Regions from separate parts of the Homo sapiens genome. Here region 1 is linked to region 2. Evidence: read pairs that join two places in POLR2A ChIA-PET (ENCODE). Cell type or tissue: CD4-positive, alpha-beta T cell. All regions are shown on one strand. Links, peaks and the distances in the headings refer to the core of each region. The heading gives the core; the rest is flanking DNA.

Evidence for each region. ChIA-PET counts read pairs that join two places held together with the same protein. Peaks named below come from ENCODE experiments on the same cell type or tissue, not always from the same donor. Only the 100,000 strongest peaks of a DNase experiment are listed, where the experiment ranks them.
Region 1: POLR2A ChIA-PET joins it to region 2 with 6 read pairs; 8 of 35 experiments call an interaction of 5 or more read pairs at or near these places.

What each region holds. Positions count from the first base shown.
Region 1 is chr19:10,737,288-10,747,245 of GRCh38, forward strand. The region is part of intron 1 of DNM2 (dynamin 2); the gene reads left to right. Among named protein-coding and RNA genes, the nearest start is that of MIR638, 24 kb to the left of the region's middle. RefSeq lists a silencer at 1,654-1,723. In CD4-positive, alpha-beta T cell, for the core only: no CTCF peak of the experiment used is centred there; no DNase peak of the experiment used is centred there.
Region 2 is chr19:10,795,722-10,805,679 of GRCh38, forward strand. It overlaps DNM2 (dynamin 2), which reads left to right. Exons shown (of 21, transcript NM_001005361.3): 10 at 1,659-1,797; 11 at 2,765-2,851; 12 at 6,567-6,637. Among named protein-coding and RNA genes, the nearest start is that of MIR199A1, 17 kb to the right of the region's middle. In CD4-positive, alpha-beta T cell, for the core only: no CTCF peak of the experiment used is centred there; DNase peaks (open chromatin) are centred at 1,161, 1,500 and 2,130; H3K4me3 peaks cover 1,245 bases; H3K27ac peaks cover 2,441 bases.

The sequences.
Region 1 (9,958 bases), core at 3,643-7,642, 55 kb before region 2:
CACTGCCCTTCCCCCAGATAACCCTGTGGCTCATTTCATCAGCATTCTAAGGCCTCTGCTTAAAAGCCTCCTTCTCAAAAGGCTCTCCCCCTGGCCACTCTGCTCAAACGCCCCACCCTGTTCTCTCTGTCCCCTTCCCCTGCTTAATTTTTCTTGGAACCACTTGTCATTCCTGTCATTGTTCCACCTATGCGTTTGGTTTCTTGTTTTCTTTTTTTGGGGTGGAGTCTTGCTCTGACTCCCAGGCTGGAGTGGAGTGGCGATCTTGGCTCACTGCAACCTCTGCTTCCCGGGTTCAAGCGATTCTCCTGCCTCAGCCTCCCAAGTAGCTGGGATTACAGGCGCACGTCAACATGCCCGTATATTTTTGTATTTTTAGTAGAGACGAGGTTTCACTATGTTGGCCAGGCTGATCTCGAACTGCTGACTTCAGGTGATCTGCCAGCCTTGGCCTCCCAAAGTGCTGTGATTACAGGCATGAGCCACCGCACCCGGCCTATTTGTTTGATTTCTCTTTCTGTCTCCCCCCACTAGAAGGGGAATGCCCCATGGTAGGGCGGTGCCCCTGGCTGTAGCGCAGTCCCTTGCATGGTGCCTGGCATGCGATAGGTAATCGGGGCACCCATCTCCCTCTCGGGATGCACTCATTGATGTACTTGTCAATCACTGAGCAAGACCCACTCAGCAATGTCTGCTGAGCCTGCTCTGTGCCAGGCTCTGACCTGAACTGCCACCCTTCTGGAGTCAAACAGGCCTGGTTGCCACCAAGAGGAGTTAGGCCTGGCAGAGGAGACAAGCATTAGTCTCACAACAGAAGGAAGTAGGCCGGACGTGGTGGCTCATGCTTGTAATCCCAGCACTTTGGAAGGCCGAGGTGGGCAGATCATCTGAGGCTGGGAGGTGGAGGTTGCAGTGAGCCAAGATCACGCCGCTGTACTCCAGCTTGGGTGAAAGAGCGAGACTCCATCTCAAAAAATAAATAAATAAATAAATAAATAAAAAGGAAGTGGAGACTTTCATTGAGATCAGTATCAAAGGGCACGAGGTGGCAGGGCATGGTGGCTCACGCCCATAGACCCAGCACTTTGGGAGGCTGAGGTGGGAGGATTGCTTGAGCCCAGGAGTTTGATACCAGCCTGGGCAATATAGTGAGACCTCATGTCAACAAAAACAGACAAAACAAAAAAAACAGGGGAGGGAGGGCTACAGGAGGGTGGGATGAGGACTGGCCACAGTTGGAGGCCAGGCCCTTCCTGGGGATCCCAGCGGTTGTTACTCTTTAAGAAGGACCTGGCCTGGTGTGGTGGCTCACGCCTGTGATCCCAGCACTTTGGGAGGTTGAGGCGGGTGGATCACTTGAGGTCAGGAGTTGAAGACCATCCTGGCCAACATGGCAAAACCCCATCTCTATGAAAAATACAAAAAAAAGTTAGTTAGCTGGGCGTGGTGGTGGGTGCCTGTAATCCCAGCTACTTGGGAGGCTAAGGCAGGAGAAGTGCCTGAACCCAGGAGGCAGAGGTTGCTGTGAGCTGAGATCGCACCGTTGCACTCCAGCCTGGGCAACAAGAGCAAAACTCCATCGCAAAAAAAAAAAAAAAAGGCTGGGCTCAGTGACTCACGCCTGTAATCCCAGCACTTTGGGAGGCCGAGGTGGGCGGATCACGAGGTCAGGAGATTGAGACCATCCTGGCTAACACGGTGAAACCCCGTCTCTACTAAAAATACAAAAGATTAGCGGGGCGTGGTAGCGGGCGCCTGTACTGTAGTCCCAGCTACTCAGGAGGCTGAGGCAGGAGAATGGCTTGAATCCTGGAGGAGGAGCTTGCAGTGAGCCGAGATCACGCCACTGCACTCCAGCCTGGGCGACAGAGCGAGACTCCGTCTCAAAAATAAATAAATAAATAAAAGAAGGACGTGTTCCCTTGTTCTTCTATGGGGACATGGGGAACTCCTGTACTGTTTTATTTTCCTGAAATATTTTTATTGAAATATAATTCACATACCATAATACCTAATCCTTTTGAAATATACTATTCAGTGGATTTTAGTATATTCACAGTTGTGTAACCAGCACCACTATCTGATTTTGTAGCACTTTCATTTCCCCTAAACCCATACATATGAAGCAGTTCCTCCCTCCCCCAGCACCTGGAAGCCACTAATGTCCTTTCTGTCTGTGAATTTGCCAATTTTGGATATTTCCTATAAATGGAATCTTACAGTATATGGCCTTTTGTGTGTGGCTTTGTTTATTTAGCATCATGTTTTCAAGATTCATCCATGCTGGTTGGGTGCAGTGGCGCACGCCTGTAATCCCAGCATTTGGGAGGCTGAGGCGGGCAGATCACTTGAGGGCAGGAATTGATGAGACCAGCCTGCCCAACATGGTGAAACCCCTTCTCTACTAAAAATACAAAAATTAGCTGGGTGTAGTGGCACATGCCTGTAATTCCAGCTACTCTGGGTGGCTGAGGCACGAGAATCTCTTGAACCTGGGGGGCAAGGTTGCAGTGAGCCGAGATCACTCCACTGCACTCTAGCCTGGGCAACAGAGCAAGACTCTCTCTCTCTCTCAAAAAAAAAAAAAAAAAAAAAAAAAAGAATTCACCAATGAAGCCACCTGGGCCTGGACTTTTCTTTGTGGGACGTTTTTTGAATACTAATTAAATTTCTTGTACATCTATTGAGTTTTTCTGTGTCTTCTTGAGTCAGTTTCAGTAATTTGGGTCTTTCTAGGAATTTGTCCATTTCATCTAGGGTGTATTTAATTTGTTAGAATAGTATTCCCTTATCATCTTTTTTATTTCTGAAAGGTTGGTAGTGATGTCTCCTCTTTATTTCTGATTTTTGTAATTTGAGTCTTATCTCTTTTTCTCTTGGTTAATCTAGCTAAAGGTTTGTCAGTTTGGTTGATCTATTCAAAGAGCAAATTGTGGTGGTGTTAACTTCTCTCTCCATTTTTTTAGTCTCTTTATTTCTTCTCTAATTATTTCCTTCTTTTCTCTTTGGATTTGGTTTACCCTCCTTTTCTGAGGTTCTTGAAGTGGAAGATTATTGAAATCTGAAAGTATTTGAAATCTTTCTCTTTTTTTTGTTTTTTTTTTTTGAGACGGAGTCTCGCTCTGTCGCCCAGGCTGGAGTGCAGTGGCACGATCTTGGCTCACTGCAAGCTCCGCCTCCCAGGTTCACGCCATCCTCGTGCCTCAGCCTCCTGAGTAGCTGGGACTACAGGCACCCACCACCATGCCTGGCTAATTTTTGTATTTTTGGTGGAGACGGGGTTTCACCATGTTGGTGAGGCTGGTCTCAAACTCCTGACCTCAGGTGATCCACCCACCTCGGCCTCTTAAAAGTGTGGGGATTACAGGCGTAAGCCACCGCGCCCGGCCAAAATCTTCCTTCTTTTTAAATACAGTTGCTTACATCTATGAATTTCCCTGTAAACCTGCTTTAGCTGCATCCATAAGTTTTGATATGTTGTGTTTTCATTTTCATTTATCTCAGCATATCTTCTCATTTCTCTTATGATTTCTTCTTTGATACATAGGTTATTTAGCAGTATGTTCATTTCTATATATTTGAGAATTTCTGAAAAACATCTTTCTTGTGTTCATTTCTAACTTCATTTCACTGTGGTTGGAGGAACTACTTTGTATGATTTCAATCTCTTTAAAATTATTGAGTCATGTTTTATGGCTTGGCCTCGAATACGGTGTGTCCTGGAGAATGTTCCATATGCACATGATAAGAATGTGTATTTTACTCTTGGGTGGAGTGTTCTGTACACATCTGTCAGGTCTTATTGGTTTCGTATTTTCTATTTCCTTGTTATCTTTTATTTGGTTGTTCCATCCATTATTATTATTTTTCTTGCCTGATACCAATGCTGATATCCATCCATGATTGAAAGTGGGGTATTGAAGTCTCCAACTTTCTTTCTTTCTTTTTTCTTTTCTTTTTGGAGACACGGTCTTGCTCTGTCTCCCAGGCTGGAAACGTGGTGGCATGATCATAGCTCACTGTAGCTTCTGTCTCCTGGGCTCACATGATCCTCCCACCTCTGCCTCCCGAGTAGCTGGGACCACAGGCGTGTGCCACACCCGACTAATTTTTGTATTTTTTCTAGAGGTAGGGTCTTGCTATATTGACCAGGCTGGCCTTGAACTCTTGGGCTCAAGTGATCCTCTCATCTTGGCCTCCCAAAGTGCTGAGATTACAGGCATGAGCCACTGTGCTCAGCCCCAAATTGGCCAATATTTCTTTCTTTTTTTTTTTTTTTTGAGACAGAGTCTTGCTCTGTCGCCCAGGCTGGAGTGCAGTGGCGCGATCTTGGCTCACTGCAAGCTCCGCCTCCCGGGTTCACGCCATTCTCCTGCCTCAGCCTCCCAAGTAGCTGGGAGTACAGGTGTCCGCCACCATGCCCGGCTAATTTTTTTTGTATTTTTAGTAGAGACGGGGTTTCACCGTGTTAGCCAGGATGGTCTCTATCTCCTGACCTTGTGATCCACCCGCCTCTGCCTCCCAAAGTGCTGGGATTACAGGCGTGAGCCACCACGCCTGGCCAATATTTCTTTTGTTCTGTGCTTTTTCCTTCCTCCCTCCCTTCCTCTTTACCTTCCTCTTTACCTTCCTCTTTCCCTCCCTCCCTTCTTTCCTTCCTTCCTTCCTTTTTGTTCTTGTTCTTTTCTTTTTCCTCTACCCTTCTTTCTTTTCCTTCTTTCTTTTTTTCTTTCTTTGTTTTTGCTTGATTGCAGCATCATGAGAGAGTCCTGTGCTTTTTTATAGCTGCAAGTATTCCTGGGTCGAGCCTACTCCCACTAACACTGATCACTCTCCCCCTTGAATTTTTAGGTTATTTCTAGTTTTTCCCCTCCTGCCAGAGACTTGGGGGTCCGCAGGCTTGTGTGTCTGCTATGCTCAGGGTGGATACCCTGCAAGGGAGTGCCATGTTGCATCAGAAGTGGATTTAGAGTGATGTTGCCAGGCCCACCAGGAAAGGCTGTGCCAAGGCTCTTTGCTGGGGTGCCAAGAAGAAGGGTCTGTGCCTGTTGTGGTGCCAGGCATTGACATCCTTCACTCCCACCCCCGTCACCCTCATGAACTAGTGAACTAGTCCTGTGGAATAGGGCCTTATGCGTGCTAGACCCTGGGTTTGTCCTGCTGACAACCCCATAGTGTAGGTGCTGTTATCCCAATTTCATAGAGAAACTGAGGGCTGGGGAAGTGGCAGCCTTCATTCAGTTCCTGCCGTGAGGCTGTGGCTGAGCTGCCAGGCTGCAGAGTCTTCACCCAATGATCTTGCTCAGTTGTCCCCATGAGGAAGCTGAGCCTGGCCTTCCTGTCTCTGGAGTCCAAGGTTTCCTTTCCTTGTGTGCCCCTGGAAGTGCTGTGTGGTGACCGGGATGGTGCCTGGCAGATGGAGATTAGACGCAGGTTGGATTGGTGCCTCATTGGTCAGGAGGGCTGCTCTTAGCTGTGTGCCAATAGACCGGATGACTTAATCTCTCTATCCTTGGTTTCCCCATCTGCAAAACAGGGTTGGCCAGAGCCCTGTGAAGGTGGAAGAAGGCCCTGTGTGCCTGGAGCTTTGTGCAGTGCCCTGGAGATGCTAGCTTGTTTTTCTTTCTTTTTTTTTTTTTTTTTTGAGACAGAGTCTCCCTCTGTCATGCAGGTTGTGGTGCAGTGGCTCAGTCTCCGCTGACTGCAGCCTCAACCTCCTGGGCTCAAGTGATCCTCCCACCTCAGCCTCTCAAGTAGCTGGGACCACAGGCGTGTGCCACCACGCCCGGCTAATTTTTTGTAGAGGCGAGGTTTCATCATGTTGCCCAGGCTGGTCTTGAACTCCTGAGCTCAGGTGTTCCGCCTGCCATGGCCTCCCAAAATACTAGGATTACAGGTGTGAGCCACCACGCCCGGCCGTGATGCCAGCTTCTTTTGCCGTGCAGCTAGCATTTGCTGAACACCTGCTGTGTGCCAGATAGTGTGCTGGAGGCAGGGCAGTGAACAAGACAGACGAGATCCCTGTCCTGTGGAGCTGATGCTCTAGCTGGGGGCCTGAGGGGTGGGAAGGAAGCACAGGTGCTCGGGTGAGAAAAAACATCATGCGGCCAGGCATGGTGGCTCACACCTGTAATCCCAGATCTTTGGGAGGCTGAGGCAGGCGGATCATCTGAGGTCATGAGTTCGAGACCAGCCTTGCAAAACCCCGTCTCTACTAAAAATACAAAAATTAGCCAGGTGTGGCTGGGTGTGGTGGCTCACACCTGTAATCCCAGCACTTTGGGAGGCGGAGGCAGGTGGATCACAAGGTCAGGAGATCGAGACCATCCTGGCTAATATGGTAAAACTCCGTCTCTACTAAAAATACAAAAAATTAGCCGGGTGTGGTGGCGGGTGCTTGTAGTCCCAGCTACTCAGGAGGCTGAGGCAGGAGGATGGCATGAACCCGGGAGGCGGAGCTTGCAGTGAGCCGAGATTGCGCCACTGCACTCCAGCCTGGGTGACAAAGCGAGACTCTGTCTCAAAAAAAAAAAAAAAAAAAAAAAAAAAATTAGCCGTGTGTGGTGGCGTGCGCCTGTAGTCCCAGCTACTTGGGAGGCTGAGGCAGCAGAATTGCTTGAACTCGGGAGGCAAGGTTGCAGTGAGCCAAGATCACGCCATTGCACTCCAGCCAGGGCAGCAGAGCGAGACTGTTTCCAGAAAAAAAAAAAAAATACAAAAATTAGCCAGACGTGGTAGCATACGCCCGTAGTCCCAGCTGCTTAGGAGGCTGAGGCAGGAAAATCACTTGAGCCCAGGAGGCGGAGGTTGCAATGAGCCAAGATCCTGCCACTACACTTCGGCTGGGGTGACAGAGCCAGACTCCATCTAAAAAAAAAAAAAATTCTTTAAAAATCAGGCACACAGTGTGATCTGACTTGCAGTTTTCCAAGCCTGTGGGGCAGGGAGCCTGGGGGAGGCTTTGCCCTGAGATGGGAGACTTGGCCTCAGGACATTAGAGCGAAACAGAGGAGGAGGGGATGGGTCTGGATATCCAAGGCAGGATCTGCCGAGAGATACGCTGTGGGGGTGGGACAAAGACCTCAAGAACGGGTCCGGGCTGTTCCTGTCACTTGTGACATTGTGGACTGAGTCTGCCTGGATATTTCCTTATGGGCTGGCTCCCCATCACCCCGGGAGAGTCTCGGGGTGGAGGGAACTAGAACGTGTTTGCCTGGAGGTCACTACCTACTCCCCTGGAAGGAAGGGGCTCCAGGAGGCTGGCTGTGGAATGCAGACTGTGGGTGGTGCCCGGCTGCCTGCCTCTAGTTCACTTGGGCCCTCAGGGTGGTACAGAGCTGGAAATCCATACATGGCTGACCACCCTGTAAGGGCTGCAGACACAGTGAGCGTTCACTTTGCCCTGGCAACTGGAACTGTCTCCTCCAGTCCTCACCACAACCGTTTTACAGAGCAGGACACCTGTTGCAAGATGGGAGAGACTTTGCTAACAAGGTCCCACAGCTGGCACTCACCAGGCTGGCTGGGGTACTCAGGCCACCCCTTGCAGTGGGGAGCAGTTAGGATGACACCGAGGACACCCCTAGGAGGGCGGAGTTGTGAGCTCCAGGACCCCACATTTGAGCAGTTTCCCCGTCACTCTTGAAAATGCTGCTGGGCCGGCCAGTTTCTTTGGGGTTTCTCAGTACTGCTGAAAGTTACAAGGTCAACACTGGCCTGCAATCACAGTTATAAAAAAGTTATAAAAGCCTGACATTCAAATCACGTTGGAGACTATAAAACAGCAAGTTTTTCATTTGCACACCTCACATGACCTCAAGCCTGCTGTCCATACACAGGAAATGGGGATGTGCGGAAAAAAAACCCGAAGTGGAGGACATCATCCCCCACGCATAATCCAGTCCGTGCATCGCACTTGACCTTCGGCACTGCAGCCTGCATTGCTCCCCGGACTAGCTCCCAAGATTGATTTAGCCAGTTCCCTGCCAGTGGACATTTAGGTCATTATCGGTTTTCATTCCACAAAGTACTGCCCTCAGGGAGTCGGCTGTCCTTGCCAAACCACTGCATTAATATGTTTCTGGGTGCTGGGGAAAGGGCGCTTAAGACCCCTGCCCTCAAGGTGTTGATATTCTAGTTGGGACTGTTAGATAAATGAGCAATTAGGCTGGGCACGCTTGAAATCCCAGGGCTTTGGGAGGCTGAGGTGGGAGGATCGCCTAGGCAGCATATCACTACAGAAAAACACAAATAAAAAAAGTTAGCTGGGCGTGGTGGCAAGTGCCTGTAGTCCGAGCTACTCAGGAGGCTGAGGGAGGAGGATCGCTTCAGCCCAGGAGTTTGAGGCTGCAGTCAGCTATGATTGCATCACTGCACTCCAGCCTGGATGACAGAGTGAGATCCTGTCTCTGAAAAAAGAGGTGCAAATAAACCAGAAAAGTACCAACTAGTGGGCAGTGCTGTGTTTAGAAGGAAAACAGGGCAACATGAAGGGGAGGTGGGCATCAGTAGGGGACAGACCTCTCTGAGGAGGTGACATCTGAGTTGAGTCCCTGGTAACCGGAGATAGCCAGGATTGTGGAAATACTTGGAGGAGATGAGATGGTCTTTCGAAGCAGGAGGCCAGCATGTGCAAAGGCCCTGCGACAGCAATGTCTGGCCTCCTTGCTGTTTCTTTTTATTTCATTTTTTGAGACGGAGTCTCACTCTGACCTATGCTGGAGTGCAGTGGCATGATCTTGGCTCACTGCAACCTCTGCCTCCCAGGTTCAAGCGATTCTCGTGCCTCAGCCTCCTGAGCAGCTAGGAGTACAGGCACACGCCACCACACCCCACTAATTTTTCTGTATTTTTAGTAGAGACAAGGTTTCACCATGTTGGCCAGGCTGCTCTCGAACTCTGGACCTCAGGTGATCCACCCACCTCGGCCTTCCAAAGTGCTGGCATTACAGGTGTGAGCTACCACGCCCGGCCTTTTTGCTGTTTCTTGACCACCAATGTGGCTGGAGGCAGGGAGTGAGGGGGTGGTGGGGGAGGAGGGCACGGAGGTGACAGGGCCATGGGGGGCACTTGGGAACTGTCAAACCGTCAAATGTTATGAGCAGAGGAGGGTCATGTTCTTACATTGTATCGAGTTTTCCTTTTTGTTTTTTTGAGATGGAGTTTCACTCTTATTGCCCAGGCAGGAGTGTAATGGTGTGATCTTGGCTGACTGTAACCTCTGCCTCCCAGGTTCAAGCGATTCTCCCACCTCAGCCTCCCGAGTAGCTGAGATTACAGGCATGCACCACACCTGGCTAATTTTGTATTTTTAGTAGAGACGGGGTTTCTCCCTGTTGGTCAGGCTGGTCTCGAACTCCCAACCTCAGGTGATCTACCTGCCTCGGTCTCCCAAAGTGCCGGGATTACAGGTGTGAGCAACCGTGCCGGCTTTTTTTTTGTTTTTTGTTTTTTTTTTTTTTGAGACAGTCTCACTCTGTTGCCCAGGCTGGAGTGCAATGGCATGATCTCACAATCTCAGCTCACTGTGACCTCTGCCTCCTGGGTTCAAGCGGTTTTCCTGCCTCAGCCTCTCGAGTAGCTGGGATTACAGGTGCCCACCACCACGCCTGGCTAATTTTTGTATTTTTAGTAGAGACGGAGTTTCTCCATGTTGGCCAAGCTGGTCTCAAACTCCTGACCTCGGGTGATCTGCCCGCCTCGGCCCCGCAAAGTGCTGAGATTACAGGCATGAGCCACCGCACTCAACCAATTTTTTTTTTTTTTTTAGTAGTAGAGACAGGGTCTCATCATGTTGCCCAGGCTGGTTTCAAACTCCTGGGCTCAAGAGATTGCGTGCCAAGGTGCTGGGATTATAGGCACGAACCACTGTGCTCAGCCTGAGTTTTACTTTGATTCGATGGGGCGAATGTTCTCTTTTGGGTATCATGGTAAGAGTTTCACAAACCCTTCCACCTCC
Region 2 (9,958 bases), core at 408-4,407:
TAAGAATGCTCACTGCAGATTTGCCTGGGGAGGGGCGGGGCGGCACTGAATCAGGGTTTTGGGAAGCCAGCATGAGTCCCCATCATGGCTTCCTCGTGAGCCTCTTGGGTCCCCTCCTTATTCTAACAAAGGTAGTTGCTCCAGGTGTCTGCCCTTCCATCGCCGTGGGGTCCTCGGGTCACCCTGAGGGTTTCCGGGCAGTGGACTCAGGCATCCGACCCCACACATGACACAACCTTCATTCCTTGTTGGGGACCCGGCCAGGGCCAATGAAATTGCTGACCATGCTTTGTTTCTCTCTGACTTATCTCCCCTGCCCCCGGGTCTGGACGGTTTCAGGACCGGGCTTTTCACCCCGGACTTGGCATTCGAGGCCATTGTGAAAAAGCAGGTCGTCAAGCTGAAAGAGCCCTGTCTGAAATGTGTCGACCTGGTTATCCAGGAGCTAATCAATACAGTTAGGCAGTGTACCAGTAAGGTATTGCTCCCTCGGCAGGGTGACTCCTGACCTTGTGGAAACGGGGGTACGGGGGTTTGGTATCAGGCTCCCAGCGCCTCATTGGCCCCCACTGGTGCCTTTTCTCCCCATATCGCTTTGTGTCCGTGAACTTGGCCTCTCCCCAGAGGCTGGGGCAGGAGCATGTAGGCCTGGGCCCAGGCACACAGGGGAGTGCCAGGCCTCCTGGACTGGCCAGACAGATGCACAGTTGTCCCTGGGACCCTGATACCAAGCCTAGCATGTGTCTGATGAAATTGGGGTTTCACTGGGCTGTTGCTTTGCTGCCTCCTGGGAAGCAGAGAGGGACCCCCCGCGTCAACTGCTGGAGGCTGAGCTCCTTGAAGCTCCCTGGCTGTCACCCCTTCTTGACCAATGCCCGGCATTCTCAGACTTCCCTGGAGCCACCGACTTCTCTGTCCCTCAGCTCCGGGAATGGCCTGAATGCCAGCGACATCATGAGAGCCAGCTGGGGTCCTAAGTGCCCCTGCCCACCCCCTGCACCCCACGCTGTCCCCCAGGGGCAGCCCATTTTTGGATCCACTTAGTCACAGTGCCTCTATGCGCTCTCGACGAGCCACTGCCTCCACTCAGCAGGACGCGCCGGGCTCCCCCAACCCGCGCCAACGCCGCGGGCCTGGTTCCCAGGGCAGCACGCTTTGGCCAAGCAGCTGAAATGCCTCCCAGTGGGCAGTCTGTGCTTGCGCGACCACAGTGTCCCCAGCGCTCCGGGTTGCCAGGGAATTTCTGCTTGAGCCCCTCTGTTCTTAGTCTGGAAAAGCCCACATTTGCTGCTTAAGCTTCTTCGATTAGAAAAGGGAGGGGGAAAACAGTCCAAACAGGTTGGAAAACGCTCGTCCTAGAGCCAGGTGTCATGGACATGAATGTTAGAGGACTCCGCACACCTTGGCTGTCTGTCTGTGCAATGACAACCCCCCGTGGCCCTTCTGTAACTACACCCCAGACCGAGCCCACACCCCCAAACCCCAGACCTCTTTGATCCGAAGCAGCTTCCGGGGCAAATGCGGGCGCAGGCTCCCCCATGCATGGACTAATCAGATGACTCTCGTTTCTTCTCTTCTCTCTGTCTCCTGTCCTGCGTGTGTGGCCTGCACTGTCCCTGGGTGTCTTTCTGCCTCATCCTGCCCTCCGCATGACCCAGGACGGGGCTCTTCACCCCCGACATGGCCTTTGAAGCCATTGTGAAAAAACAGATTGTAAAACTCAAAGAGCCGAGTTTGAAGTGTGTTGATCTCGTGGTCTCAGAGCTGGCCACGGTCATAAAAAAGTGTGCCGAGAAGGTAACAGGTTTTGTTCTCATCTCCGCATTTGTCCCCGTCCTCCCCCTCCATGTGTTAGTCTCAACCCGAGCATCTGGAAAATTCAGCCTCGGCAGGAACCCCCTTCCGCCTACCAGTTGTCACTTAGAGATGTCGCCACCTTGCATTGGCAGATGGAATGGGGGGAGTGGCATCACACGTGGGTTGTGGCTGCCCGTGGGGGCGGTCAGCCTTTGTTGTTGCCAAACGCATTGCATTTACTAAGCAGTGCCCTTTCCTGGAACCCCTAGAGAAAGGGGTTTCCCAGCCAGCACCAAAACAGCAAAACACAGGAAACACATCATCTGTATAGCCCTGCATGTTCTCACAGTCTAGGCCACCTGAGAGTAACCATTCCATTTTCCCCGACTCGTGGACTTGACCCACACTGCAGAAGATGGGACTCCCCTGTGCATGAGGTCTGGTTAAGTTGGTGCTGCAGATGAAGCCTGGGGAGGTGGGGGCATTTGGCGAGTGTGTGCCACAGATACAGTGATCAGGAGTGGTTCTCTGCAAGGAGTTCCTATCGAGGCTGATGGCCCAGATACCCGCCTTACCATTCTAGAACAGACGCTACTCACTCACGCTGGCGAGGCCCTTCAGGGTTCCTGCTCTCACCCAGTGCTGGGCAAGAGGGGGGTGCCCTGAAGCCCTGCATGGCAAACATGCCCCTGCTTTTCTGCTTTCATGTTGCCTCCTGCCTCCTGCCCCCCGGTCACTGGCTGGAAAAGCAGCTCTGCTCTCCTGCTGTCTCCGGTCCACGGTGCCCCCACTCTTCTGCTCTTAGCTCCCAGCTGGACTCACTGGGGGCCAGGAGCAAGGTGTGGGCTCGGTGGGCCCCCTCATATCTCATTCCCCACCCCCCTCCGCATTTTCTACCTGTGTGGTTCATGTTGCTTCCCGTGCCACGAGGACCCCGCCAATGCGACCACTCTGCTTGTTCCCCCAGCTCAGTTCCTACCCCCGGTTGCGAGAGGAGACAGAGCGAATCGTCACCACTTACATCCGGGAACGGGAGGGGAGAACGAAGGACCAGGTACTGGCCTTTTGTCTTCTTTATTGGGTATAATTTACATGCAGTAAATGTCAAGTGTACTGTTCTGTGCATGCTGACAGCTGCATATGGCAAAGTAACCCTTACCTCAATCAAGATACAGAGCGGTTCCGTCACCTCCTAAAATCCCTGTCCCTATCATGCTGACAGCTGCATATGGCAAAGTAACCCTTACCTCAATCAAGATACAGAGCGGTTCCGTCACCTCCTAAAACCCCTGTCCCTATCATGCTGACAGCTGCATATGGCAAAGTAACCCTTACCTCAATCAAGATACAGAGCGGTTCCGTCACCTCCTAAAATCCCTGTCCCTATGCCCCTTTGTAGTCAACCTCTCAAAAACCCACAGGCCAGGCTGGGTGTAGTAACTCACGCCTGTAATCCCAGCACTTAGGGAGGCTCAGGCAGGAGGATTGCTTGAGCCCAGGAGTTCGAGACCAACGTGGGCAACATAGCAAGACCTTGTCTCTACGAAAACATAAAAAAATTAGCCAGGCGTGGTGGCGCATGCCTGTGGTCCCAGTTACTTGGGAGGGTGAGGTGGGAGGATCCCTTGAGCCCACAAGATCAAGGCTTCAGTAAGTTATGGTCGTGCCATCGCCCTCCAGCCTGGGAGACAGAGCGAGACCCCGTCTCTTAAAAAAGAAGCAGCAAAGGAAATCCCCAGGCCCTGGCCACCACCAGCCCGCTCCCTATCCTACAGTCCTTCAAGTGGACTCCCACAACGTAAGGCCCATTGACTCTTGACTCCCTTCCTGCCACCCTTCTTCCCTCCCTCCCTCCCCTCGGCGTCTGCATTTGGGAGCCAAGCGTGTTGTTTGTTGTATCTGTAGTTTGCTGCCTTGATTACTAAGCAATCTTCCAGGGAATGGATGGAGCACAGCAAGGACCTCCACTTGCCTGCTGGAGGGTGTTTGGGGTGCTTTTTGTGTTGTGGTTTTTTGTTTTTTTTTTTTTTTTTGAGACAGAGTTTTGCTCTGTCGCCCAGGCTGGGGTGCAGTGGCACGATCTTGACTCACTGCCACCTCCACTTCCCAGGTTCAAGTGATTCTCATGCCTCAGCCTCCGAAGTAGCCAGGACTACAGGCACATGCCACTTTACCCACCTAATTTTTGTATTTTTAGTAGAGAGAGATTTTCACTATGTTGGCCAGGCTGGTCTTGAACTCCTGACCTCAGGTGATCTGCCCGCCTTGGCCTCCCAAAGTGCTGGGATTATAGGGGTGAGCTACCACGCCCAGCCTGCTTTTTCTTTTTTTAACATTTAACGCTTTCTTGCAAAGGCATGCAAGCACACACCCCAAGTTGCTGCCTACCCCTCAGCTGAGACTGTCACCCACGAAGCACTGGGCCGTCCTTATACTCTCCTGCAGCCGCAGCCTCAGCCTCCCAAGTAGCTGGGACTATAGGCGTGAGCTACCACGCCTGGCTAATTTTTGTATTTTTAGTAGAGATGAGGTTTCGCCATGTTGGCCAGGCTGGTCTTGAACTCCTTAGCTCAAATGATCCACCCACCTCAGCCTCCCAAAGTGCTGGGATGACAGGTGTGAGCCACTGCTCCCAGATCTGTTTTGAGTCACTTTCTCTCAGTTGTCCTCTGTGTTCTTTTTACAACTGTTTGTTGAAACCAGAGCTTAATTAAGCCCTTGCTTGCTATGTCACTTTGTTTAAAATGGTCCCTCTCCCCTTGCCATTGATGGGGATGAAATGGGCTCATTTGTCCTGCAGGGAGGCGCCCAGTTTTGATTTGGCCAATTGCTCCCTCAGGGCACCAGTCCACCTATGCCTCATAGCTGCTGTAGCTTGGAAATTGTATCAAAAGTCTGGAAGAGTCTGATTCTTTTTGTTGTTACTGTTGGTAAGAATGCTGCCGGCCCTTCCACAGCCCCTGGTGCCCACCTGCCATGCTGCCAGGCCGGATCTGAGAGCGCTGGGTTGAGGAGACTCAGGCCTTACTAAACCAGCCACGCTCGCTCCCACAGATGGAGCACCCTGGCATTTTCCAGCAGGCGACAGGTCCGAGTGCCTTGCCCTACTTTATTCTCAGGAACTTGGAGGTGCAGTGAGGGGAAGTGACTGGCCAAGGGCCAGGGGAGTCCAGTGACGCGCATCCCAGCGCCTCCTCCCCAGCAGCCTGGCCTGTTATAAATGGGAATCAAGCCAGTGAGCTGCCTGGATCCATGGTTCCCATAGACCAACTTCATCCTGGGCAAAAGACAAGAAGGATGAGGGAGGGAGAGTTTCAGCAAGTGCAGTGGACTCATAAGCCCTGCTCCTCACATGAGACCTTTCTAGCTTGATAGCTTGAGCGTGTGTGTGTGTGCGCGCGTGCACGTGCACGTGTGTGTTTTATTTTAGTGTTCATAATTGGACAAATTAGCTTCGCAGTTTTAATGCAACACTTTGAACACGCCAGGCGCTAAAGACTTTACAGGCTGGACACGGTGGCTCACGCCTGTAGTCCTAGCACTTTGGGAGGCCAAGGCAGGTGGATTGCCTGAGCTCAGGAGTTCGAGACCAGCTTGGGCAACACGGTGAAAACCCGTCTCTACTAAAATACAAAAAATTAGCCAGGTGGTGTGGCGTGCGCCTGTGGTCTCAGCTACTCGGAAGACTGAGGCAGGAGAATTGCTTGAACCCAGGAGGCAGAGGTTGCAGTGAGCCGAGATTACGCCATTGCACGCCAGCCTGGGTAACACAGTGAGACTCTGTCTCCCAAAAAAAAGAAAAAGAAAAAAATACAAGGCAGTGGCTTGCAGTGGTTCACACCTGTAATCCCAGCACTTTGGGAGGCCAAGGTAGGAGGATCACTTGAGCCTAGGAGTTCAGGACCAGTCTGGGCAACATAGTGAGACCCCACCTCTACAAAAAAAGAAAAATCAGCCAGGTGTGGTGGCACATGCCTGCGACCCCAGCATCTTGGGACGCTGAGGCAGGGGGTTGCTTGAGCCCAGGAGTTTGAGGCTATGATTGTTCTACTGCACTCCAGCCTGGGAGACAGTAAGTTCTTTTCTCAAAAAAAAAAAAAAAAAAAAGCCAGGCGCAGTGGCTCATGCTTGTAATCCCAGCACTTTGAGAGGCCGAGGCGGGCGGATCATGAGGTCAGGATTTCGAGACCAGCCTGACCAACTCAGTGAAACCCTGTATCTACTAAAAATACAAAAATTAGCTGGGCGTGGTGGCAGGCACCTGTAATCCCAGCTATTTGGGAGGCTGAGGCAGGAGAATCGCTTGAACCCAGGAGGCAGAGGTTGCAGTGAGCCAAGATTGTCCCACTGCACTCCAGCCTGGGCGACAGAGCAAGACTCCGTCTCGAAGAAAAAAAAAAAAAAAACAAAAAAAACAACTGCACATTATTAAACCCTTGGCAGTTGGGCCTCCTGTCACCCCATTCCACAGCTCAGTAACGTGAGGCCCAGGGTCACACGGCCAATTAGTGGCTCAATCAAGACTCCAGACCTTGGGGACAGCGGCCCTGCCTGTGACTGGCACATTGGGCTGCGTGGCTGTGCTCTGTTGTCCCAGGCTCTGTTGCCTATGAGGGTGTGGGGAGTGCGACGCCAGCCCCTGTTCTCCTGTCTGGGAAGCCTCCTGGTTCCCACGCCTTCCCTGCTGGCAAGGCCAGGAAATGCTCTTGCCGCTGCCCCCCCTTGCCAGGCTTGGCCTTGTACTCACAGTGACCCCCGCTCTCCCCCAGATTCTTCTGCTGATCGACATTGAGCAGTCCTACATCAACACGAACCATGAGGACTTCATCGGGTTTGCCAAGTAGGTACTTTTAGAGACTGGCTGGTCGGGCGGCACCAATCCTCACTCTCAGATCCAAGGAGGTGACTGAGTTGGGATTCTCTGAGAGGGCAGGTGTCAGACAGTCTCTGTCGGGGGTCCTGGGGTGAAGGCAGAGCCAACTGAGAATATCTGGAAGCTCTCCTGGGCTGATAGTGGTCCACTGTCCCCAACCAACACGCCTTCTGTGAGGCATCCCCATGGTTAGTTTAGGGAGAGGGCAGTGCTATGTTCAGATCTGCAGGGAGAGGGGGAAGCCAGCCAGCTGCTGCACCCCCTCTCCTTCAGGACTTCTCAGAGCCTTTAGCGACCAGTGTGCAGCTTTTCCCAGACTCTGCCACTTCATGGACAGCATCTCATGGGCTCAGGGCTCCGGAAGCTGCTCTTTGGGAAATGCTGCCTGGGGTCTCCCTAGCTTCAAGGCATACACTGTAGATTTAAACCAGAACCTTCCGTGGCACCCAGATGAGGGCCCACATCGGGGAGCCCTGATTTCAGCAGGATGTCGATTCAGTGTGCGTGGTCTCAGGCATCACCCGCTGATTCCTTCAGCCCCTTGGCATGCTTAGGCCTCACTCAGATTGTTGGAGAGGCTCACGCAGGCCTTCCTGCCTGAGGCAGGCCGGGTGGTGCCGCTGGTATGCCCTCTCGCTGGGCCCTGTGATAGAGCAGTGGGCAAACCCACACCCAGCTCCCCACCCTCAGAGGAAGACCACATGCAGGGAACCGATGGGGACCCAGGGCGTTAAGGTGTAGTGTGCTTAGTGCTGGGCGGGGCCGTGCAGGGCTTGTGGGTGTCCAGAGGGCGGCCACTGGGCCTTGCCTTGAGGGGTCAGGCAGGCTTCCTAGGGGAGGGCCTCTAGAGCCAAATCTCAGGCTATGGAGTCACCAGATACAACATTTATCGGTGCACCTGACAAAGCTGATTGAGGATCTGTTCCGTGCTGGGCACCAGGTAGGTGAGGAGAAGGGAGGAAGGAAAACGAAGGAATGAGGGCCTCATCAGAACCCCTCCTAGAGATGAGCCGAAGTCCCTGACTGGGCCTCCCCTGCCTGTGGGTGGCAGCCCCCGGCCCTGTGCTCCCGGCCGCCGGGTGTGTGTGGGCTCACAGCGCTGGTCCCCATCTTTGGTTTGCTGCTGTTTTCCTCACCTTGATGTCTCTGCTTCTCACACTTCATCCACAGTTCCTTCTCACAATCTCTCCTGTTTTTCCTTTGACCACTCTTTCCTCTGGATTCCTGGGCCTTCCCACTTACCCCAGCTGTTACTATACTGAGCAGCTGGTGACCTGGTGGGTATTGCCTGCTGTGTGCCTTTGCCCTGGTGTGTGAACGGGGTACGCCCTGGCTGGGTGGCCCCAGCCCTGGGTGGGACATCCCTGGGGCCCGCTGAAGAGCTACGGGGTGCTCTCTCAGAGCCAGGGCCAGTGCTGGGCCTCTGGGCCAGGACCTTGACCGCACCAGCTGTAGCCCCTGCTGTTTCAGAGCCTGCAGGCTGGGGAGGTGGAGTCCTTAAACAAATTGTCACAAGGATGATGAGAGTAGGAAGAGAGGGTAGGGGATAGACTATGGGAAAGGGGAGCTGGGAATGTGGCCTGGAGAGATCTTCCTGAAGAAGTCAGGTGATGCCAGGGGGACCCAGAGAATTGGACCCAGGGAAGGAAGGCTACCAGACCAGGCAGGTAGAGGTAAGAGAGCCAGCGGCCAGGCCCCATCGCCAGGAGGGCCCTGCAGGTCCAGGGGAGGATTTTGGATTTTCCCCCAAGACACCAGGATGCTTCTGATTAGATCCAGGCCCAGGAGAGGGGCCACCTTGTGGGCTGCTATTTGAGGGAGCCCTGGCAAGGATGGGAGCCAGGAGGCCCTTAGGAAATAGCACCTCTGGAACCTCACTGTCACCCAGCCATCACTGTGGAGGTTGGCTCAGCTCAGTGCCACCTCCTTCAGATGCTGTTGATGAAAATCCTTCTTGTGCTTGAATGTTCTGGGCTTCCCATTGCCCTCCAAATGTATATTATAAACAGGGCCCAAGCCTGGCGCAGTGGCTCATGCCTGTAATCCCAATACTTTGCAGGAGGCCAAGGTGGGTCGATTGCTGGAGCCCAGGAGTTTGAGACCAGCCTGGGAAACATGGTGAAACCCTGTCTCTACAAAAAATACAAAAATTAACTGGGCATGGTGGTGGTGCGTAATCTCAGCTACTTAGGAGGCTGAGGTGGGAGAATGACCTGAGCCCAGGAAGTCAAGGCTGTGCTGAGCCATGATCACACCAGGGCTCTCCAGCCTGGGTGACAGAGTGAGACTCTGTCTCAAAAATAAATAAGTAAATAAATAGCCCAGATAAGAAGCCCTATAATAAACTTACTGAATGTTGGGAATATCACTGGATAAAATTCTGCCTTTGTTCTTAGTTTTCCAGCCTTTCCTGATCTAGAAACAGAAGCCTACTTTCTCCCTTATCCTACAGCCAACTTGGACTTTAAAACAAAACCCCCGAGGTAGTCAGCAAAGGAAGGTGACCAAGCTGACTTGCTTTTCCATATTGTTCTGAAAGTTTCAGCCAAAGCAATAAGAAAAGACAAGAAAATATGATGGATAAGTAACAGGAGATATATGTTGTTTGCAAGTGGTGATATGATTGTCAGAGTAGAAAATATATTAGAACCGTAAGGTGGTGGAGTAGGTGTCCACATATAAAATATAGTGGGATTTGTCTATGCCGGCATGAACTAGCCAGGAAGTAGGATGGATAAAGAAGAAAAGAGATCTGGGATTGTGGATGAATAAGGAACCTTATAGAAACACACCCTGTCGACCTTGGATGTCCTCTAAATTTGGGTCAGGAGTCATGCAAGATATGTGTCATTTCATGACCAGCAGCTGTCCCACAGTCTGATGTCTAAGACTGGATGGCTCTGTGGTTAGAGCCACTTACAGGCTGGTGTTGGGATCAAATGATGAGAAGAGTAGGAAGAAGGGCCAGGTGCAGTGGCTCATGCCTGTAATGCCAGCACTTTGGGAGGTGGAGCCAGGCAGATCCCTTGAGTCTAGGAATTTAAGACCAGCCTGGGCAACACAGTGAAACCTCGTCTCTACAAAAAATCAAAAATTAGCTGAGCATGGTGGTATGCACCTGTGGTTCCAGCTACTCGGGAGACTGAGGCAGGGGAACTACTTGAGCCCGGGAGGGTCAAGGCTGCAGTGAGCTGTGATTGCGCCACTGCACTCATCTTAGGCAACACCTTCTCACACTTCCCCTTAGAAACTCCGGGATTCTAGTGACATCTGGAAGTAACCTGCGCT